Linked DNA regions of Homo sapiens: all the other regions are linked to region 2. The links are chromatin loops, found by intact Hi-C in ENCODE. Cell type or tissue: mammary epithelial cell. All regions are shown on one strand.

Evidence for each region. Hi-C counts contacts between places; a loop is a spot of excess contacts. Peaks named below come from ENCODE experiments on the same cell type or tissue, not always from the same donor. Only the 100,000 strongest peaks of a DNase experiment are listed, where the experiment ranks them.
Region 1: it touches region 2 in a loop (2.9-fold over the local background); 8 of 110 quality-filtered maps call a loop at or near these places.
Region 3: it touches region 2 in a loop (10-fold over the local background); 90 of 110 quality-filtered maps call a loop at or near these places.

The regions. Positions count from the first base shown.
Region 1 is chr6:152,334,868-152,342,867 of GRCh38, reverse strand. SYNE1 (spectrin repeat containing nuclear envelope protein 1) reads left to right here. Exons shown (of 146, transcript NM_182961.4): 75 at 3,502-3,627; 76 at 5,851-6,027. Among named protein-coding and RNA genes, the nearest start is that of SYNE1-AS1, 42 kb to the left of the region's middle. RefSeq lists a silencer at 4,112-4,241. In mammary epithelial cell, a CTCF peak has its summit at 4,136; no DNase peak of the experiment used is centred here.
Region 2 is chr6:151,760,241-151,768,240 of GRCh38, reverse strand. It overlaps LOC107986529 (a long non-coding RNA gene), which reads left to right and starts at 2,099. Exons shown (of 2, transcript XR_007059818.1): 1 at 2,099-4,358. It also overlaps a transcript of ESR1 not described here. In mammary epithelial cell, CTCF peaks have their summits at 2,616 (motif pointing left), 3,755 (motif pointing left) and 4,727; DNase peaks (open chromatin) are centred at 2,530, 4,110 and 4,700; H3K4me3 peaks cover 1,710 bases; H3K27ac peaks cover 1,863 bases.
Region 3 is chr6:152,120,627-152,128,626 of GRCh38, reverse strand. SYNE1 (spectrin repeat containing nuclear envelope protein 1) reads left to right here. Exons shown (of 146, transcript NM_182961.4): 146 at 5,951-6,940. The coding sequence ends at 6,191. It also overlaps a transcript of ESR1 not described here. Among named protein-coding and RNA genes, the nearest start is that of SYNE1-AS1, 260 kb to the left of the region's middle. In mammary epithelial cell, a CTCF peak has its summit at 3,995 (motif pointing right); a DNase peak (open chromatin) is centred at 1,036; H3K27ac peaks cover 1,233 bases.

The DNA of each region.
Region 1 (8,000 bases), 570 kb before region 2:
ATGAAATGTTAGTTTTTATCATGTGAAGGGAATTCTATTCCATATTAATTTGACATCCACATGCTGAAAATGTTATTGCTGAGACTTAATCAGAATATGTGGGAAATATTTTTTTTAAACTTTTGTACTAAGCAGCTTTTGTATGCAGTGTTGACTCCGTGGGAAAATATTTTAGAGGAATTTAGTTATAAAGGTTATTGCTGCCAGATACGAATTAACAGTATTTAATAATTTAATTTTTTAGCACAAATTAGAATAGCATAATGTATTTGATCACTGAGTCCACATAAAGAATGTGTCTAGTTAATTTGTCCCCCGAAGTATACTTTCTAAAGGCTAAAATGATTTACATTGTCATTCAATGGTTCACAAAAGTGTTCATATTTTACTTTATAAGAATAGAATCAGGACAAATGAAACATAGTTCTCCTTGAATCAAGAAAAATGAATTAAAGACTGCCTATATTCTACTTTTTTATTAGACTGTGAGTTTCCTTGACCCACAAGCCACCTTGTCTTGTGGCTGTTTGTTTCCAATGCACTTTATTCAGAACAATTCAGACCAACACTTAATCTTTCTCCTCTGTTACCAAAAAAGAAATAAAAGAGATAAAGGGAGAAGAAAGTATTAATGGCAGTGATGTTTTGCTAGAGCAGGAAGAGATTTCCTACACATACCAGAGTAAGCCGTGGTCACAGGAGGATACTGATCCTTCTTCCAGATTACGTGACTGTATGGTTCCTTGTTTCTGCCTCTTTCACATGTCTCTCAAAATGGTCTTTGGAAGTAGCCAGAGAAGGGAGTTCGAGGTGGTGGAGACACTTGGACTACAGTCACTCTGAGGAGGAAAGGTTTTTTATTTTGTTCCCTTTTTTTATTTTTTATTTTTTGTTGTTATTTCTTTTGTTTTAGTTTTTCCCTTGGCAAGTGCAATAAGTCCTCACTTAATTCCATCGGTAGGTCTTAGAAACTGAAACTGTAAGCAAAACCATGTACAGCAGGTCCTCAAATAATGTCATGTCCTTCAATATGCAGCTTTGTTATAGCATTGATGAGAACAAAAGTTGTTTCATTATACAACTTCCTGCTTAAAGAAGTCACGGTTTCCAAGAATCTGCTGACGACATTAAATGAGGACTTACTGTGTTCATGTAAAATTGACCAGGCCCTTAGTGGCTGGTGAGCTTGGATATGTGACTGGAGAATCCGCTTACAATGGGCATGGTACCAAGATGCAGTGTGTATCCCCAACACCACCCGTCTAGTAAACCCAATAAACCCTCAATACATATGTGAAGATAATACACTCCCCGCTGCCACAAGAAAATGGCACATGGATTCGATTCCGTTCAGAGTGCTATATGTTTTTAGAAGGCATAAAATGTGAACTTTAGGGAATGGGAAAAAGTACTATAAGATTTTTCTGTAAAGTTGATTTTAGCAAACATCGTTTGCAGCTGTGTGGTCACTAACACTCTATATGCTGCTTCCAGTGCTTTCGGAATCAGATCAACTATATAAATCATACCATCATTCCTTTCAATTAAATATGTTCATAAAATACAAATTCTGACAACTTATTCTCTTCTCATATCCAAAAGTTGTTTGAGACAAATAACTTTCTCTGGGTCATAGGTGCATGATGTGGTACTTGTGCACAGTGGCTGATGACTCACAATACCATAGTTCGCTTGTACATTCAATTGAAAAGGTGCTACTCCTGACTTAATGGGAAATTGATCTGTGTTTATTATATCCACAGGAACACAGCATGTCTAGGTAATCCACACAGTGCAGAGGAAAAATACTCAGATTGGAGTCACAAAATCAGGCACCATGATTGACTCTATGATTTGGGAAAATCCTGGAAGTCAACTTTATCCCTGCAACTTGTAGTCAATACTGCCTTCCTTATTTATCCCTATTTATGTAGTAATCAAGAACCACTTCTTACTACCTCAGCCACCACCCCCTGTCAGGCCATCTTCATGGTTCATCTGATCCCTGCAGTAGCCTAACACCTGGACACCATAGCTGCCTGCCACCCCTGTGGCAAGCCGTTCTCCACGTGATGTTCGGAGGGAGTCTTTGAAAGCCTGTTTCAGATCATGATGCTCCCGATATTTTCCCATCACACTTAAATTCCAACTTTCTTACCACGGCTTATGAACAGGCTGATTATAGAATTTGTTTTCTCAAATGGAACCTTCTTGATAAGACAGAGTCTGCTTTACATAATCCAATGGGACTAGCGCAGTGGTTCACAACTGGGGTGGAGGAGATGGTGACTTTGCTCCTACAAGGGACATTTGGCACTGTCTGAACACGTTGTTGGTTGTTACAACTGGGAGTGGTGGGGACACTGCTGGCATTAAGTGGGTAGACGCGAAGGATGCTGCTGACGTTCTAGCAAGCTATAAGTCAGCCCCACAACAAAGAATTATTTGGAGTCAACTGTCAATAGTTCTGAGTTGAGAAACTCTAGACTAGAGACAAAACCCAGCAAATTGGGATGTATGGTCAGCTCTCCTTGTAAGGGGCTCCATGACTTGCCCCCGCCCACCCTCCGACCTCTGCTCACACCTGATTCACTCTGCTCCAGCCTCAGGGCTTTGCATTTGCTGTCTCTCTACCCACCACATCCACCTGCCTGGAATGTTCTTACCTTATGCCATGCCATGCATTCAGGTCGTTTCCTCAGAGGGGCCTGGGAGATACACTGTCCCTGAAGTGGCAGTCCTTCTTCCTCATACGCTATCTGCTTAGCACCTTGATTTTCCCACATGATATTTAAAACTACTAAACATCCCAGTGCAAGTTTGTTTATTTATATATTATTTATCTCCTTCCTAAGAATGTCAACTCCCTGGGAGCAAGGGTTTTGCTTTATGGGCTGCTCTATGCCCAGTATCTAAAATGGAGCCTGAGTAGAATCTGCGCATCTGCAAAGAAACACATTTCTTTGTTTCTATAAATAGATTAAAGATCCACCTGGAGAAGCCTTTCTTGGGCTTGTGGAAAGAGAATAATACAAGATGAATCTCCTGCAAAGTAAAGAAGCCCAGACATCTGTGTTTTAACCTCACTCCAATGAAACCTACCAACTCACGGACCTTTGCCTTCTGTCTCTAAGATATGCAAAAGCATGTTAAGAGGCAGGACAGCGTAGGCTACAAATTCTTTCTCTGGAATGGAAAATAAGCTGGCATGTGAGCAAATAATCTGGAAAGATTATAGAAGTTTCTTGCGTTTTCCCCTTTCCCAGACCATACAGAATACTTTACTTACAAGGAGAAGCAAATGGTGGACAAATAAATCCCCATTGGTGATTTAAATTTTTTCCTGTGAGTCACTAATATATGTCACTTGAACACAATGGTGAAAACACTGAGCATAGCAAGACTATTTTTGAAATGTCAACAGAATATTCCAAATGATACAAGTATTTGCTATCTAAATAGCTGATGCATCTCTTTCACTCTGATAACTGCCTTTTCCAGGTCAAACACTTCAGAGCTTTGCAAGAGCAGGCAAGGACCTACCTAGATCTCCTTTGCTCCATGTGTGACCTGTCAAATGCTTCGGTGAAAACCACAGCAAAAGACATTCAACAAACAGAGCAAACGGTAAGAAAATGAAAAATCACATTGAATTTGTTTGTTTTATTATATTCTCTTGCTTGAATGTTTCATGTGAGATTGAAAGAAAATAGCTCTTGGCTTGTTCTTGCTGTATGTAATGGTTCTACAGCCATTATAATAAATAGATATTTGAATTTCAGCTAACTCATAGAAAATTAAGCACATCCTGACATTGATGACATCAGATTGGGACTGAATCACTTAGTCCCATTCATTCGCTGCCCATTAGAACCTTTCTTTTTTCTCCTCCTTAATGACCATTCTCTCAATTTTCCTATCTTGCCACACCTTTTTTTGTTCTTTTCTCCTTTTCCACCTTTTTCTTTAGGCAATACTTAATATGAAAGGGGCTCTTGACCCTTTCTTTATTATATCAAGGATGTCAAAGAGCATGCCATCTGTCACAATCCTTCTAGTTCATTGGTAAAGTGTGGTGTTCAGAAGGATTTTGAAACTGTCTGGGCTATGATGAGCTAGCAGTACCGGCCCACACAGACAGATGGCAGCACTGGAGGCGTATTTTCCCGGCTGCTGCCACTGCAGCCTTAAACTCTTCCATGAAACACATTTGGGTTTGTTTGCTCGTTTGTTTGTTTGTTTGTTTCTTTATTTTGAGACACTCTGCCAACCAGTCTGGAGTGCAGTGGCGTTATCATCACTGACTGAAGCCTCAACCTCCTGGGCTCAGGTGATCCTCCCACCTCCGCCTCCCAATAGCTGGGACTATAGGCACACACCATCACACCCAGCTAATTTTTATACTTTTTGTAGAGACAGGGCTTCGCTGTGTTTCCCAGGCTGGTCTCGAACTCCTGGGCTCAAGCAATCCTCCCTCCTTGGCCTACCAAAGTGCTGGGATTACAGGCATGAGCCACCACGCCTGGCCCACACTTGAGTTTAAAAGAAAAATAAGACTTAGTTTTGGTATTTAATTTATTAAATATTCACAGAACAGTAAAATGATTCACAGGAAAAAAATGTCAAAATAATAAGGTTTTTCTCTTTAATATTATCAAATCTGTTTTTAAATCCTTACAAAAGACGATGTAACCCATTTATTTTATTTTATTTTATTTTGGAGAAAGAGTCTCACTCTGTTTCCCAGGCCGGAGCACAGTGGCGCAATTTTGGCTCACTGCAACCTCCGCCTCCCACATTCAAGCAATTCTTGTGCCTCAACCTCCCGAGTAGCTGGGACTACAGGCACACACCACCATGCCTGGCTACTTTTTGGTATTTTAGTAGAGAAAGGGTTTCACTGTGTTGCCCAGGTGGGTCTCGAATTCCTGAGCTCAGGCAATCCACCTGACTTGGCCTCCCAAAGTGCTAGGATTACAGACACGAGCCACCATTCCCAGCCAATGTAACCCATTTATTTTTACAGAAATGATTTATTGAAACAAATTACACAGCTTCAAAAACCAGTGAAGCAGATCAAAGACATATCCAAAACATTAATAATTCAGCATGTTGTAAGACAGATGAACAAATGTGCAACAGAGAATAACAGAAGTCTTTTCTAGTTAACCTTAACACCAAATTCATGAGTCATACAGATGAATCTACTGAAATGCCCAATGGGAAAAACCATCAGAGCAGCTTTAGACCTAATACATTGATAAAACTTATTAGAGTTTCGCTGGGCGCAGTGGCTCACTCCTGTAATCCCAGCACTTTGGGAGGCCAAGGCGGGCGTATTATCTGAGGTTGGGAGTTCGAGACCAGCCTGACCAACGTAGAGAAACCCTGTCTCTACTAAAAATACAAAATTAGTTGGGTGTGACGGCGCAAGCCTGTAATCCCAGCTACTCAGGAGGCTGAGGCAGGAGAATCACTTGAACCCGGGAGGCAGAGATTGCTGTGAGCCGAGATCGTGCCATTGCACTCCAGCCTGGGCAACAAGAGCGAAACTCTGTCTCAAAAAAAAAAAAAAATTATTAGAGTTTCACAACACTGATTAAAACCATATAGCATAACTTGTAGACATTTAAAGTCTTTAGGAACCCTACATTTTTTTAAAAAAAATCTGCTTTTCCTGAAGCAAATAAAGAAGTACTTTTTAAATTTATGTATTTGTGTGTGTGAGTTTGCGTGTGTATGTGTGTGTCAAATGAGTGCACAGGCCAGCTGGAAAGTTCCATCTCTGATTCATTAACCATAAATGTTTCCATGTATGGTTGCTAACTTTTATCTCTGTGTTTTCTCAAGATTGAACAAAAGCTTGTCCAGGCCCAGAACTTAACTCAGGGCTGGGAAGAGATCAAGCACCTGAAGTCTGAGCTCTGGATTTACCTGCAAGATGCTGATCAGCAACTGCAGAACATGAAGAGGAGGCACTCTGAGCTGGAGCTGAACATTGCACAGAACATGGTTTCACAAGTTAAGGTGGGAATTAATTTGCCCCCAAGGGAGATAAAAGAGGCCAACAGAGTAGAAAACCTGAAATGTGTTCAGTGTATTCACTTCAATATGCCTGAGTGTCTGTCAATCCTTAGACATTAATACAACTCTTTAAGGCAGAGGTCCCCAAGCCCCAGGTTATGGACAAGCACAAGTCCATGTCCTGTTAGGAACCTGGCCGCACAGTGGGAGGCGAGCAAGCATTAATGCCTGAACTCCACCTCCTGTCAGATCAGAGGCCACATCAGATTCTCATAGGAGTGCAAACCCTACTGTGAACTGCGCATGCAAGGGATCTAGGTTGCATGCTCCTTATGATAATCTAACTAATATCTGATGATTTGAGGTGGAACAGCTTCATCCTGAAACCATCCCCCTCCAGCCCCATTCACGGAAAAATTGTTTTCCACAAAACCCATCCCAGGTGCCAAAAAGTTTGGGGACCGCTGCTTTAAGGAATAGCAAATCTGAACAAACATCATTTGGTGCCAGGGAAAACAGATTATAAAGTAGACATTCAAATATATTACTGAAGCTTCAGATGGCCACTTTCATCAGAAGACATTCATACTCTACATTATTCCTGAGAAAAGCAGGTGTGATTTAGTCTACAGAGTAGACTGCTTAGTCAGAAAACTCTGTGACTAAGCAAACATGGAACATTATTCTTTTTTTAGATTTTCATCACCATATTATGCTAAAACTGTAGGACTGTAAGCTTATCAATTCATTAGTTATATATTTGAGCTATATGTAATTAATTTAAAGTATAATATAAATGCAGTTTGTATTACATATTTATATATAATTTAAATAATTTAAAATATATAGGAAATTGTGGCCGGGTGTGGTGGCTCATGCCTGTAATCCCAGCACTTTGGGAAGCTGAGGTGGGCAGATCACTTGAGGCCAGGAGTTTGAGACCAGGCTGGCCAACATGGTGAGACCACATCTCTATTAAAAATACAAAAATTAGCCTTGCGTGGCACATGCCTATAATCTCAGCTACTTGGGAGGCTGAGGCACGAGAATCATTTGAACTTGGGAGGCGGAGGTTGCAGTGAGCCATGATCATGCCACTGCACTCCAGCCTGGGCCACAGAGTGAGACTCTGTCTCAAAAAAAAGGGAAAAAAGAAAATTATAAGTGTATTAACTTAATTGGAAGTTGGGTCAGATTTTAAATAAACTTAAAGATGTTTTTTCTCTGTGATTATGAGTCAATAATAATATATTGTCTACTGGAGTGCTGTTTGCAAGTACAGAGAAAAAAGAGAATAGGGATCGGGATAATAAGATTTATTTTTTCTCAGAAGCATGAACTCTTTTTTAAAAAAATTTGTGAACCATCCTAGAAATTTAATTTTTTAAAATGTATTTTATAAGAAAAGTTTTGTTTATTATAAAAGGCTTAGAAAATACAGAAATGTCTTAATAAGCAAATTTAAATCACAATCACTTATGATACTACCATTCAGAGATAATAAACAATGCCAATATTTTGCTGTATTTGTTTTAGATATACACATAATAAAAACATTCAAGATGATACTCTTGTTAACATTTTAATTGTGATTGAACCTAGCTTTAAGGACAAAATTTCATATATCAGTCAGGGGATTTAAGAGGTGTTTTTTGGGTAGTGGGAGTAAATGGCAATGGGAGTGAGCAGTGGGGAAGTATGGAAGTCCATGAACCAACCCCTTGGAGGAAACACTATCCAAAGAAATGATCCTCTGGCCACATATTGGGCTGGCAGAGATGGTATCTTAGAGGTTTCTTTTTGCTGTGTATGCAGGGAGTAGATGAATCTAAACCATTGCCTTTCCACTTTGCGAATGTACTCCAGCCTTCCCCAACTCTGTACATAACACCACTGCCCACCTGGTGACCCAAGCTACTTTGCCTTGTCTCTGACATTTGGAAGGTTTCCGTCAGAGGCGTTCAAACCAGAGCGAC
Region 2 (8,000 bases):
GTGTCCCACTACTGATGTCACCTTTGATCACTTGGATATGGTAGTGTCTGCCAGATTTCTTCTTCTCTGTAAAGTTACTATTTTCCCTTTGCAATTAATAAGTATCCTATGTGGAGGTACTTGGAGACTTTAAAAATATCCTGTTTCTGGTCCTGTTTTCCCTCACGAATTTTAGCATCCACTGGTGATTCTTGCTTCAAATAATTATTGCTCCACATTCCCCATACCTTACCTTTTTCCTGGACACACAGCTGAAGTACAGTGCCTAGTCCCCTCATATCTAGGAGGAATGATATAACTAATTCTAGCGCATAGAGCTATAATTGTAAGGGGTATATGCCCCTTCTAGGTTTGCTCTCCCCACCCAACAAATGTCTCCTATTATTCTGCAGGTTCTTTGCTTGTCAGTCAATTGGATGCATAAGATCCAGCAGAGAACACTAAGAAGGCTTTGGTAGTTGTGGAGCCACTAGACCTTAGCATCTGTACCATTCAGGAAGTCCTATGAACTTGGGTTAAGAAAATCTTTCTTTTAACTGGAATTTGACATCTCCCTTTGTGAATACAGATGGCAGCTATAATAGTGTTAGCAATACCAATGTCTTTGTCACCAAGATAAATCATATATATTACCTATCACGCTGTATTCAGTGCAGACATCTTGAAATATATTTACCTATCACTAATTTGAAATTAACTTTGAATTTTAATTATTAGATCTGTCACTATATCTTTTTTTTCTTTTATCACATTTAGAAACTGTCCTGAGAGGAGATTTATTGGCTTCACCAGACTGCCAAAGGGGTCTAAGACCTAAAATAGGTTAAGACAGAAAGAGGAGTTCCCTGAGTCACTGCATTTTGAGGACAACCTAGGGAAGGAGGTGGGGAATATCTGCAATAGAATTTGCATGAGAGAAAAATAAACTTTTACTCTCTTAAGCTGAGATATATGCTGTTATTTGTTCAGCAATTATCTTATCCTGAGTAATCAAGAGAATAAAGTTGTAAATGTGGAAATTATATGCAAGGGAAGATGGTTGAGGCCATGGGATTGGATGTGATTGTTAAGAAGAGAGACAAGTACTGAATTTGGGGCAATTGCTACATTTTGGAAAAGAAGACAAAAGAAACAGATGAAAGAATGATCTGAATAGAAGAAAGAGAACCAGAAATACGTGGTGTAAAAGATTCTATGAACCTGAAACCATATTTTCATTTCTCAGATGTCTTCATATAGAATAAGTCCTTATCTGTTGTCTGGAAAGATAAGAAGCTAAACCATTTCAGTAGATTTGCTCAACTATATCTGTCATTTACGAGATGACAGGTATTGTACTTCTCTAAGTCTAGGTTTCCTTGTCTATGAAAAAATTGCAATGCAGATTACAGAAGGTAATGTAAGTAAACACATGCAAAAGAACCTACTACAGCTTCTGACATGTATCTATCGCTAGAAAAGTTAGCTATTTTTCTCCCCAGTCTTTCCCCCTTCCTACCCTCATTAGCAATCCATTTCATGTATTAGAGTTTAAAAGAACTAAAGAGTATATTAAGAAAACTGTAAATTTTTTCTTAAGTCAAAATCACAGCATTTTAGACATTATACTTGCCATAGTATTCAAGCTATAAAACTCAGCAAAATCATTATTAAAATTCAAATAGAATCTTGATATTTTATTTGGAAAACAGATTGAGTGAAAAAAAGAGGCGTGTGATTTTTATTTGTTTTTTTTTATTTTTTATTTTTTTGTTTGTTTTGAAATGGGGTCTCACTCGATCACCCAGGTTGGAGTGCAGTGGTGCAATCTTGGCTCACTGCAACCTCCGCTTCCCAGGCTCAAGCAATCCTCCTATCTCAGTCTCCTGTAATTTTTAAATGTCAATCAAAAGCAATCAAAACACCAAACCATCATTTATTGGAGTTTAGTATCAGAGAGTCCTCACGAGCTATGCAAAAATGTTGTTGGTCTTCAGGAAATCCACCTCTGAATCGCTCCTTCTTTGTCCTTAGTACCTCGTTCCTTGTCTCATGTTCTCCTACCACAAATGCAATGCGAAGAGGAAGAGAGGGGTGCTTCAAAAATCACAAATTTTATACAGGTACATATTTTATTGTTAATTTCTTTCAACACTGGATATGGATATTTTATATATAAATATGAAGCCCTGTATGCATTCCTTAAAATTCAATTACAAAGTCCAGTGGAACATGAAAACATAGATTAATATTGCCACAGCATGTGAGGGAAAAACTGTCTCTCATCTACTTTGAAAAGTTTTATTAAGAGTCTCTTGGAATCACCATGTCCAAAACACGGATGTGCATAAACCAACGCATTTTGATAACAGTTCTGTAATTGAACCCCTTTCTCCTCTCACCCTAGAGTTTCTTGAACTGAGGAATGAGTAATATCCTGGACTAGAGGCTGAGAGATTGTTTTCATAAGCAACAGCCATCTGTGCAGAATAACAATAGAGCTGAAAAGATTCTGACCTATGTTACCAAAGAATTTTCCAGATAATTCAGACTCTTTCTATGAAAAGTGCCAGAATCTGAGTGACAAGCCCAGGCAACTCCTCCATGTAGTTTTAGGAAGAAAGTGCTGCCATCTACAGGGTCGACATGGAACTAATGCTTTAAAAAAAGGTGGAGAACCTACTGGATCTTAAGGTTTTAATTAGCTATAGGAAAAAAAATAGCAATAGCATGGCTAACGAGAGTAACACAATGTGTCCACTTTAAAATTTTTATTCCAAATATATTCTACTTCTTTGCTGTCCAATACAGCTTTCATGTGGCTATGAAGCACTTGAAATGTAGCCAGCGTGACTGAGGAATAGTTTCTAAATTTTCATTTCATTTTAATTAATTTCATTGATTTAAATTTTAAAACTGATACTCAATTCAGTCATTGAAAACTTTTAAGTATGCTTGTAACAACTTAGGTGTCTGAATCTATTTTTTTCAAATGTAAATTTTACGATATCTATCTACAGATTAAATATTCCTAATAAAAATGTAGCATCTGAATTGCGTGTGCTATAAGTGAAAAACGTACACCACATTTCAAATGTTTAGTACAAAGCCAAAAGAATGTAATATTTTTCATTAATAATTGTTATATTTAGAACATGTCAAAATTGATATTTAGCTATATTATGTCAAACAAAATATATTATTAAAATTACTTTTATTGGCTTCTTTTTACAATTTTAATGTGATTACTAGAAAAGTTTAAACGACACGTGTGGCTGACAGATTTCTGTTGTACAGCACTGTTTCCATTGTACAGCACTGTTCTATTTTTCTATTGTACAGCACTGTTCTAATTGATTCAAAAAAAAGAAGTAAATATGTTTAGCTGTTTAGTGCTTACAGAATCACATGAAGTGCTAGATTTACAAATGTCGTATTTGACCTCAAAATTAAAGCAAACGTGTAACAGACACTGATGCCATTATGGATAAATGTAACATAATTTTTAGAGGAAATGATCTCGTTCGGTCTTCAGTGATCATCATTGTGACTGATAGACATCTTAAAATGGTAGAAAATTTGGATCTTGATGAATGTAACAACATAACCGTTTTTATCATGGTTAACGAACTGGTGACAAGAAGCACACATTGTAAAGAAATTCCACTAAATTTGTGTCCTGTTCCACTTCTTCCATCGATTTCCAGCATTATCTCCCCGAGACTATATCTTCATTGCGAGGACTGACTCCCTGCGCTCAGCAGCCCCCCACTGGCCGTCCTGACAAGCGCAGTGCAGACTTCTCCCTGTGGTGCCACCCCTTGGTCTTTCGCGGCTGAGGCAGTCCTTCTCCAAAGTAAAAACATCTCCTTCATCAAGGATGTCTTCTTCCAATCTATAACATAAAAATCCTATCTCCCCTCTCCTTCTTCTTCCATACTCCATATGTTTAACACATTCTTCTGTTACTCAGGCAGAAAAAAAATAAATAAATAAACCAGACAGGCCCATGACTCAGTTAGCAGATGCCCACACAAAGATAGGGTGGCCAACCGTACTGATTTGTTTGCCCAGGACTGTCCCAGTTTTAGCATTGAAAGTCCCACCTTCCAGGAAACCCCGGTCCCGAGCAAACCAGGCCGGTTGGTCGCCCTACTTGCCAATCTCGCCTGTTGACAGCAAAGCCAGAGACAGGAGAGCCACACCCCCGCGCTTTGCTCCAGCAACAGGGAACTGCCTGTTTCCCTGCTGACTTTAACCTCCTTCCCTTTACCCACAGGGCCGCCCTTCCCCTTCCCAGCCCCCTAACTTACCTGTCGCCCTGTCATCCTCCAGGCATCACTCCCCGTCCAAGGCCTTCCGTCACTCCTCTGGCGCAGGTAAGTTGTACCTAACCACGTTGTATTTTAATTCTCTGTCCAGTTCCCAAGTTTCCCATCAGCTGTAAGCTTAAGTCAGGAGTCTTGTTCATTCTTGTATTTCTGTCATATATTAGCTGAACTTGTGAGTGAATGTTGATTCGTCTTAGAAAGGCACCTGGGCTCTGGGTATATTTTGTGGGCCTTCTTCCAGGAATACACTCCTCTTCTGACATAACGACCAACGACAAACTGTTTTCCAAGACTGGACGTCTGCATTTCCCAGCCTTGGAGAATCTTTCCCCAGTCTTAGTCTCTCCAACACAGTAGGCAACACCGTCCTGTCAGTAATCCCTGACTAACACCACCCCATTCCACCCCTAGGGGGAAAAAAAAGACGCACATATGTACGCACATCAAAAAGTTACAGCAACAATAACCAAAAAATTCCTTGCTTTCATTTTCAACACTGGCTAGTAATTTTTGCCTTTGGGGGTTGGAATCGCTCAATATGCATATTTCTTTCCAACGTGGGAGAAAAGAATGCACACAAGAATGCAGCAAAGTGGAGAGGATGCGTAGAAATAATGAAAGAAGTGTACCTAGAGGTGATTATATATGGAAAGACAACAAGTGATCTCAGAGTGGCAGGTAGTGACAAGGATGCAAAAAAAAAAATCAGACACAGTCCTACTTGTCCAGGAGCCAAGGTGGTTATAATTTGGAAATTACATAGGTGTGTTTTCTAGATATTACACAACATATAAGGCAATAAATTGCTCTTAGCAATACAGAGAAAAATGTAAACTTTCAGTAAACATTTTAACATATTAATTTTATATATTTACTTTATGTATTTTAAACTTATCTATTTTAATATATTTAAAATAAAAATTACATCTTTATATATTGAAATATATTAAAAATATTTAAACTATTAATTTTTGTTTGTTTGTTTGTTTTTGAGATGGAGTCCCACTCTGTCACCCAGGCTAGAGTGCAGTGGCGTGATCTCGGCTCACTGCGATTTTCCTGCCTCAGCCTCCTGAATAGCTGGGACTACAGACACACGCCACTATGCCCAGCTAATTTTTACAGTTTTAGTAGGGACGGAGTTTCGCCATGTTGGCCAGGCTGGCTTTGAACCCCTGACCTCAAGTGATCCACCCACTTCAGCCTCCCAAAGTGCTGAAATTACAGGTGTGAGCCACTGCATCTGGCCTATTAATATATTTTAAAACGTTAGATTATTAATGGTCACTTTTGAGTGCTAATTACGTAAAATAACTTTACCTGTATGATTCTCAAAGCTCTATGAAGTAAGTTCTATAATTATCTCCATTTTACTGAGAACTTGTGGCACAGAAAAGTGAAGAAACTCATCCAAGGTCATAGAATTTGTAAATGAAAGAGCTGGGATTTAAAGAGGCCCCTTAAAGGTGACAGCAACCCCCTGGGATGCATAGAAACATGTTCACACCACTCTCCAATAATCAAACAGCACACCAGCAAAACTAATTTATAAAAAATAACTTGCAAAGCCTATAACAGTTTCAGCATGCACCATGCTGTTTTACTACAAGCTGTACAACATGCTTCCCAATGGATGTTCTAAAAACATGCATACACCTTAGTAAATGTTTATTTCTCATAGGATAAGCCCATGCATGAAAGAATAGATAACGGTGTCAGAATGATGAATTCATTTTCTCCTTCATTTAAGTTAGAATGATAGTTCTTTTTCACCTGAAAGCGGTGTTAGAAGTGTTGTCAACCTTAGCTGCTCAATGGAAGCACCTGGAGAACTTTAAAAGCCACTAAGATCTGGTTACCATCTGCAGAGGTTGTGATTTCACTGGGACTTTTAACCTCCCCAGAGGGTTCTGATGTGCACTCAAGATAAAAAAGCACGTTTTGTTTAGAGTAAGCAGAAGAATTTCAAGGTGTGTCTCCAGATCAGCCATCAACTTCACTTGGGAGCTTTTTAGAAATACAAATTATTGCACTCCCTCCTGGATCTACTGAATAAGAAATTCTGAGGGTGGGGCCCGGCCTTCAGTGTCATAACACACCCTCCCTGTGATTCTGATACTCACTTGAGTTTGAGAACCACTGATGGAGCCTAATTCCTTCAATGAGAGATAACTGAAATCCAGAGAATTTAAATTTGCTTCAGGTCACATGACCCATCCATGGTGGGGCTGGCTATGAAATGATAATGATAGCTAGCATTTATTGAGGGCTTACTGTTCTAGATGGACTGTTTTGCATCAACTAATTAATGTGATCACTGCAACGTTAAAGGGATATGTTCTATTAATATCCTATTTTACAGATGAGGAAACCAAGCCACAGAAATTGCTCAGGGTCACAGGGCTGAGGAGTAGAAAAGCAGGGATTTGAACACCTCCCCAGTCAGGCATGCAATGGGAATATGCCCAAAAACCTGTGAATCTTATTCTAAGAAAGAGAAGTGGGTGAATCTAAATTTCCTATGCAAATGGTTAGGAATAAGAATGACAGAGCCTAGGGTAGTATAGGCCTAAATCTTCATTTCTATTCATGATTGTTTCTACTATTTTAAAGTATTCCATGAGAATGATTATTATTTTCTTTAGTTAAATATCTAATATATATGAAAAAGAAGTATTAAAAAATAAGGCTAAAACGTAAATATTTTAAATAAACACCTGCCAACCACCAAGGTATTGCTGTTCTAGTTTTTTTTTTTAATGCTTTGACCTACATTTCCATGTGTTGAATAATTAGTAGTGGGAAAATGGTATTGGATGAGATATTAAGAAATGTTTGCATACCCTTCGCCCAGCCACTATTTCTCAGGAACAGAACAGCATGCTAGTAGAGAGCGATGTATAGTTACCTTCTTGAAAGTAACATCCTTAGCCATAAATCCATGAAATGTGTACTGAAACATATCAGTATGCTAATAAGCACACAAAAATATTTTCCAATATTCCAAAAAGGTCTCAATCATAGAGTTTTTTATCTTTTAATAGATAAGTGAAACTTTAATCGATCCATTATTTTCTGAACATCTTATCATAGTAACAGTGTCTACCAATTTCTGTAGCACTTTACCAAGAGCTTGCAGCTTCACACATAGCCTCCATCTAGTTCTCACAGCAGTCTGTGGGATAAGTATGTGCAGTGCGTTTACTGTCATGGGTTGCGATGGGGAAGAGCAGGTGCTGGGGGGCAGCAACTCGCCTCGGAGGACTCAAAGAAGTGTCTTACCAGAGAGCATTAAGGGAGCAGGCTGGGGAGCGCAAATAAGCCTATCTGCAAATTCCACATTTACCATAATAGGTCCGGGAAGGAGAGAACAAAACAAAGGATAAGCCAAAATATTCTTCCTAAGACAACAAAGAAAGGACACAGATAATAGGATGGCTCTCAAGATGGAAACACAGAGAAAAGAAGACAGAAGATTACATTATGCTGAAGTCTGAATTGGACAATGGATTTTTAAGAGGAGGGATATTTAATATTCTATTTCTAGATGCTTGTTTGTTGCAATATAGACCCTTTCTTCAATGGAGTTTTCCACCAACTACAATGCCTTGTTGGGTGGTCTTGTGTGGGATTCAAAGAAAGGCAATGAGTTCTACCTCTGGACCCACCCAGTGTGGAACACGACTGTGA
Region 3 (8,000 bases), 360 kb before region 2:
GGAAGAAACTGACTATTAGTTTGAAGGGAGGAGTTACTCATTTGGTTTCTTTGTTGTTGTTTAAAGTCAGATGTTAATATTATACTAGCCTGTTACATATTTCAATTTGATTTGATGGTGGTGATTCTGTATCTTCATACAGTATTTTAAACCTACATATGAATTGATGCCAATAGGTACTGAACACCTACTAAATTTAGGCCCTGGGCCTACAAAATTAATTCAATGTGATTCCTACCATTAAAAGACTTGCAGTATATCAGAATCTAGAGATTCCCTAAATCGTTACAGGGAGCTCCCTAGAACTTCTTAAAATTAGAAACATAAAAATCTGTGCATACATTCATAATAACCATATTTGTGACTGTTATTTGAGGTTAAACACACTTTAGAAGCATGCTTTCAAAGCAAATGCTTATGATGGTCTAGCTGGTACTTTTTCCCTACGTTTGACTTAAAATTTTCTAACCTTATCGCCATTAATTCTTCAAAACACTACTGCAACTGAGTTGAAATTGACAGCTAGAAAGATTTCACTCCAATTTCCAGCAAGGCAAAGGAATAATTGCACTGTAGTCCGGATGTAGCAAATTGATGACTTCATTCTAAAGCTTAGAATTGTAAAATGCAAAATTGCCTTGGGCACCTTAGGTCTCTGGCACCTTCTTTACAGAGAACTAAGATGGAATGAGAAGTGGCAAATGACTGGCCGAAACACTGAAAGAGGGAAAAAAGCCCTCATTTAAAAATGTATTCAAGTTAATCAGATACATTTAAGCAAGGGCAGTGGGGGTTTTTTGCATGTACACTAGGGCCTCACTATAAACACTACTCAGTTTCTTGTAGAATTTGTTTTGAAGTCTTTTCATTATCTGGGGATCTATTTATTCAAAGCATTCAAAGAGCCTCAGCACAGAGCCTCTCCCCTCTAAGGCAGATTGCTCACCCGTGCCCCAAGGAAAGCTGTAGGGTAAGGCTCCGATAGGTTTCTCTGTTGCTATTTGAGGTAGGCCTTCCTGGTGTTTCTAGGGAACAAGACAGGCAGTTTGAGAAATTTATCACATGCTTGAAAGCACTATTAATAAATCAGGTATGTTTTCCCGAGAGAAAAGGCCGAATCCAGCCAACCCCTAAGGGTATGAGTCGGCACACCCTTGGTATCATTATACAGATAATAGTGATAAGCTGCTGACATTCATTTAGTACTTAATGTGTTTCAATTATTTAGTGCTTAATTGTATACATGCTAAGCATTGTATGTGTTTTACCTCATTTAACCCTCACAAGAATCCCATGACATGGCTATATTCCCAATTTATAGACAAGGACACTGGGGATTAGAGGTGTAAAGATGTAGGATTTGAACCCAGGTCTCCCCTGACTCCAGACCCTACCCCGTTAACCGTACCACTCTGCTGAAGGGCCATTGATGGGTAGAAGCCTTTAAACAATGGTTTTAGAGCTGAGGCCACCACAGGCTGCCTCAGGTAGTTTAGGATTAGCAAGAATGTTTGGTTTGGAAAAAAAGAAGACCTGGGTCCTAACTTGATTCTGGAAACTTGTCTCCTGAACCATATATCCAGGAAACACTGGGTTTCAAAGACAAGACACATAAGGGCAGGATCAAGATCACGGACAATCTAGATGTTTCTGCAAAATAAATCTGTTACATACTGCCAGTGTTAGCCGAAAAGTAACAAAATAAATTAGAAGTTTCTTCTCATTTGGCTTTAAATGATGCATGCACGAAATTAACTCATTTTCATTTCCTTGATTATAAACAATTTTCAAAGTGAGTCATACCCTATGTGCATGGCATTCAGACTTCTCACAATTGTGTGTCCTACACACTTTCTTTTGAAGGGTGTGATTTTAGCCACTACTCCCTCCCTGCCATTCTCCTTATCCCGCAATTGTCTAGGTATTTTGGGACAGAGATGAAGCAACTCCTGGGCAGCTATTTACCTGGAAATTTGAAGGAGTGAGGGAAGTGAGAAAAATAAATAAAAATTTACTTGTAGCAAATAAGCACGTTTTTTGCTGGACAGAACTATCTGATATATCTGTATTGATGATGTTCCTTAAGGAGGCTCACACATTTAATTTTTCCTATATAAACACAATCTAAACTGGCATCCATGTATGTAATAAGACCAGAGGAGAATGACCAGTGGGTAGTCAACAAGTTGCCTTTGTTCTTTCCCTTATGAAATTTCCCAAGACTCTAGAAACTTAGGTGATTTTTAGCACAGTAGCTAAATATTAAAAATAACCCTTTCCCTGGGACCATTAGCTTCTTGATACTAAAATCGCTAGAACAAGTTCCCCCTGAAGATGAGGCAGCTTTGGGCATGTTGAAACTCTGGTAATTACCCCAAGGGGACAGGCATTTTCCCAGTGGATAGTTCGGATATTTTCAAGGGCAGCCAGCTGCACGGACAGTCACTGAATATTGTGTGTTCTCTCTGTCCCCATCTCAGCCCATGACTTCTTCCTAGCTTGGCGTTCTTCAGCATTAGAAGTCATGCACAAATTAAATTTTAATAAAAAATGCTCTGATGCTGTTAAATGTGCCATGTCCTTCAACAGACTCCAACATAGGAGTCCACATTCTGTAAATGGTGACATTTTTATCAAAAATGGGCAAGTAAATTAGTCTCTCTGGCCTTCAGTTTTCTCATTTGCAAAGATGAGGGGTGCATTAATATCCTAAAATTATTTTGGCTGTCATGATTTATGATTCAATGGTTTGCCATTTTTCTCAGGAGTGAACAGGTCAATGGGCAGCCCTTGTTTTGATCTTGATCTTTGACCTAATTGCACAAAGAATTTAACAGTTGACAAACAGGAGCTATTCAGCTCTGTCAGATTGTACTATCAATTATATATGTAAATCTTCCCATCACTAAAGTTCTTAAATGTCTCCTAATGAAAATTAGTCAGGTATTTAATAACTAGGAATTGTGGGAGCTCTCTTCAGTCACTCTGTTATAACTCATCTAGCTACAGGTGTTGAGTGTTGGTTGCCAGGGCATATTTTAAAGTCAGGGGAAGGATGTTTTGAAGAAAATTTGATCCAAAGTTTGTGGGTAGCTATCCTATCCTTCTTAAGACACTTTAAGGCAAACCATTGAATCATTGCAAATGAGAAAACTGAAGGCCAGAGAGACTAATTTACTTGCCCATGGTCATGTAACTGCCTCAAAACAAAATGTCCCCACGTCCACACACGGATTTGATGATCTGCAGGATACTGTGAGGCCTTATGACCAGAGGCTTTAGACACGAGGAAACCACTTGTTTCCAAATATTTTAGGATGCAAGTTCAGGATTCTCTTCTTTGCTTCTACATGTGAGATACCTGTGAAATGAATACGACCTGAATTACCATTACCATTATTCCTATCACCAACCAGCAAAACATTTCACAGCAGAGAGTGCGGTGGGCAGGGATTTTGGAAGCCTGAGTCCCTGCTAGGCCTCTTCCTTTAACTGTAGAATCTGAAGCAAGTCATTCAGCCTGTCTAGAGTCTCCAGGTTCTGGTAGTTAAAATCACAGGGTTGAAATCTTCTGCCACTGGCTGTGTGAGCTTGAGCCAGTTATTTCACTTCCCTGAGCTTTCTTTCACATCATCTGTAAAATGAAGTTAATAAGTACACACCGCAGAGGACTGCTGTGGGGATTAAATGACAGAACCCAACATAAATGCTCAGAGTGCTGCCTAGCAATTAGAAGAGTAAACATGAACTGTCCTTAGCTACTCCCCTACAAAATTAGGAGATGAACTGGATGCTCTCTAAGGCCCTGTCTCAACATGAATATTTTATGCTCAGGTAACTCAAGAAGTTTCTATTTTCCTTTTCCATTAATAAGGTATATGACATACTTCTTTTATGTTCTACTATATTTTCACAAAATATACTTTTTTTTTCCCTCAGCTTATTAGGAATAACTCATTGGTCTTAGCACAAGGGCAGTTAATCAGTTTGACCACTAGATGGTGATTGAGCTCTTGTGGCTTCTTGGGAGATTATTTATACTGACAAATCAGTAGAAGACAAAAACATCGAACAGTAAACTTTAAAGTTAGAAGACCATCTATGCTAATTTGAAGAGGTTAGTGAAGAGGTTGACACCTAGAGATGAAGTGAGTTGTTCAAGGTTACATTACCCTGCCGTTACTTGTGTGGATTTCAGAAAAGAACATGCTTCCAATTTAAACCAGTGATTTGATTTTTCCTTACACCACAAGAAGTGTATAGAAACACTGCGTGCTGCCTGTTTCTTGGGGTTTCTGCAGAACCAATATCTGTTTTTGAGATAGAGTCTCGCTCTGTTGCCCAGGATGGAGTGCAGTGGTGTTCCGATCATGGCTCACTGCAGCCTCCGCCTCCCGGGTTCAAGCGATTCTCCTGCCTCAGCCTCCCAAGTGACTGGGACTACAGGCACACGCCACCAGGCCTGACTAATTTTTGTATTTTTACCATGTTGGCCAGGCTGGCTTGAACTCCTGGCCTCAAGTGATCCGCCAACCTCAGCCTCCCAAAGCGCTGGGATTACAGGCGGGAGCCACTGTGCCCAGCCCTCTCCCATTTTTCTTTGATGGTTTAATAAAAGAGTTTTGAATACTCCCTCTGTTCCCTTCTAAGGGGATTCTATCTGTTTTTAACATTTATTTTCTTAGGTGTCACTCCGCATCCCCCACCGATATTAGGGTAGTCTGTCTTCAGAAATTAATAGGTAATAGGTGAGCTACAAACATAGTGCTTTCTTCTGGACCAAACCTACAGTTACCAATACAGCTTTCACACGCTCATATTATTTCAGTAGCCTCACATACAATGTCCTTATCCTTGGTGATATTAAAACTCTTAAGGAATTTATACTAGTTGTGAGGGAGTGTTTCTTTTGGCTACATCTTTTATTTTTGTTCATTCAATGTTGTATGGGTCTGAGTGTACACCAAATGCCTGTCGTAAACAACATTTCTTTCTTCATCTTTTCTGCTAGTAACCAAAAAAAGGTAATGGCTGTTCACAAAAAGAAAACAGTAGCACCCAACTCAGAATCTACTTCCAGATTCTGTATTTTCCAGGCAGTCCTTCTTAAGAGTTCTGAAACCTGTACTCAATCTCTAATGCACTGTTTAAAAGGAAGATAAAAGTGAAATAGAAAAACTTGTCACTTTGAGTGTAGAAGGGGCTGTAGGATGACAGTCCATCCTCCTCAGAAAATGGTGTCCATTTTCCAAAGTAATGACGTCAGTGATAGGATCAGCCTAGCATCTACATCATACAACACCAGTGTTCTGTAGACAGACTCCACTGCTATTCCTTGTTCGTACAGCTTTGGAACCCGCTAATGTCAGGGCCTGATGCTGATTCAGTGCAAGATGAAACCAGGGTATGCTCTATGATTAATGAAGCTTTTATGGGTCTGTGCAAAATGACAAAGACTGTTTTTATTTTTGCTGCATGGATTTTGGCATATCCAGGATGGCTAGATGGGATACTTGGTATGATTCTGACAGCAACTAATTTTGCTTAACAATGTTCATGATATTCTTAAAACAAAAATATGCTGCATCAAATATCTACATTTTAATTATTCTGGATCTACTTAATTCATGCTAGTAGAATGTGTATAGAGCAGTTATTTTCGTTGATAGAAAATGTTTCACCACATTAAGGGGTAAAAGGAGTAGAATTTGAACCTAATTACTTACGTTTAGTTGACTGACTAAATGTTTATTTCTTGTCAGTGCAGTTTCCAACAACCTCATTTGATGGTGGGGGGTGACCTGGGCACACTGTGGAAGGCTGGCAGCTGATCGCCAGGCTGGGGTGTGCTTGGCATGGCCCTTTAGCTTCCAGGAAGGTGCAGAGGCAAAAAGCAGCGTCCCTCCGACACTGGAGTTATCTGAGTAATTTATGTCCATTCTTCTCTCAGGTCCACAAAAGGTGGCTCCGATTCCTCCCTTTCTGAGCCAGGGCCAGGTCGGTCCGGCCGCGGCTTCCTGTTCAGAGTCCTCCGAGCAGCTCTTCCCCTTCAGCTTCTCCTGCTCCTCCTCATCGGGCTTGCCTGCCTTGTACCAATGTCAGAGGAAGACTACAGCTGTGCCCTCTCCAACAACTTTGCCCGGTCATTCCACCCCATGCTCAGATACACGAATGGCCCTCCTCCACTCTGAACTAAGCAGATGCCATCTGCAGAAGTGCTGGTAGCATAAGGAGGATCGGGTCATAAGCAATCCCAAACTACCAACAAGAGGACCTTGATCTTGGCGAAAGCCCTCGGTGTGGCAGCTTTAGCCCTCCTCCAGATCACATGTGTGCAAATTATGGCTTCAGAGGTGGAAGATAAACAGTGACGGGGGAACAAACAGACAACAAGAAGGTTTGGAAGAAATCTGGTTTGAGACTCTGAACCTTAGCACTAAGGAGATTGAGTAAGGACCTCCAAAGTTCCCCGGACTCATGAATTCTGGGCCCTTGGCCCATTCTGTGCACAGCCAAGGACTTCAGTAGACCATCTGGGCAGCTTTCCCATGGTGCTGCTCCAACCATCAGATAAATGACCCTCCCAAGCACCATGTCAGTGTCGTACAATCTACCAACCAACCAGTGCTGAAGAGATTTTAGAACCTTGTAACATACAATTTTTAAGAGCTTATATGGCAGCTTCCTTTTTACCTTGTTTTCCTTTGGGGCATGATGTTTTAACCTTTGCTTTAGAAGCACAAGCTGTAAATCTAAAAGGCACTTTTTTTTAGAGGTATAAAGAAAAACTAGATGTAATAAATAAGATCATGGAAGGCTTTATGTGAAAAAAGTTGAATGTTATAGTAAAAAAAAAAAGATATTTATGTATGTACAGTTTGCTAAAGCCAAGTTTTGTTTGTATTGATTTCTTTGCATTTATTATAGATATTATAAAATAGTTTGTCTGTGCTTTTTTTTCCCTAAACAAATAACTCTAAGTTTCATTATTAAGCAGGCACTGATCAGAATGCAACCTAAATGATCATTTTTCTGTGCAATGAATGAAGCTGGAACATTAGTGTATATTAAAGGAAAAGGATGGCAAGAGGCAGCATGGATTTAGACATAGAAGACCCCAGGTGATTCCTTTTTTTCTCTTCCTTCCATAGTCAATCAAATCTCCTGAATTCTTGTTTCCGGAAACCTTTCATCCTCTATTCTCCATTCCTTTTGCACATGGGAGAGGCTTCCTAGGAGCTGATATCTGAGGTCCCTTCTCCATTCCATTGCGAGCAGACAACAGCCACAGAAATCTTCTTAAAGCACACTTCTGTTCAGATTCCTTCTTTGCTGCAAAGCCTTCTATTGTTCATTGTCTACCGGATAAAATACAGTTTTCTTCTATCATTTAAGTCCATATGCAATGAGATTTTATTTTGCTCCTCTGAACTTGCCTACTATAGTGGACTTCATGGAATTATGTGATGCTCGTGGCATTTTAATGTATCATTTAATAATTCTGGGGCACATAAAACTCAGGTCTCTGGCTTCTCTTCTGGTAGACAGCTCTGGTGCCCTAGTCCGGAGCACATATTCCTGCATGGCAGTAATTGCCGGAGCTTGTTGGCTGCTGTCCCTTCCAGAATTGGGGGAGAGAGAGAGAGTATCTCCTCTTTGTACTTGTAAACCTTCAACTTCTCTCAAGGTCTGTGTCACCCTAGCCCCAGAGGTATTTAAGTTTACAAATCCTGCTCTAAATTGAGTATTTAAACCAAACTGAGGCCCTTCACCTTGCCTGAAACTGCCGTCTGTGCTTTCCATAATGCAGGTAGTCTGAGTCCATCTCAACTAGGGTTCCTGGGGTTTGCTAGATTTTCCAAGTCCCGGGCTTGCTTCAGACCTCCTAGTTCAACCTCTGGGATGGGGCCTGGGAGCCGGCATTTTAAAGAGATGCCTGAGGAGACTTTATTCCTCCTAACTGCTGAAAAGCACTGCCCTCTGCTTCCTTAACTTCATTC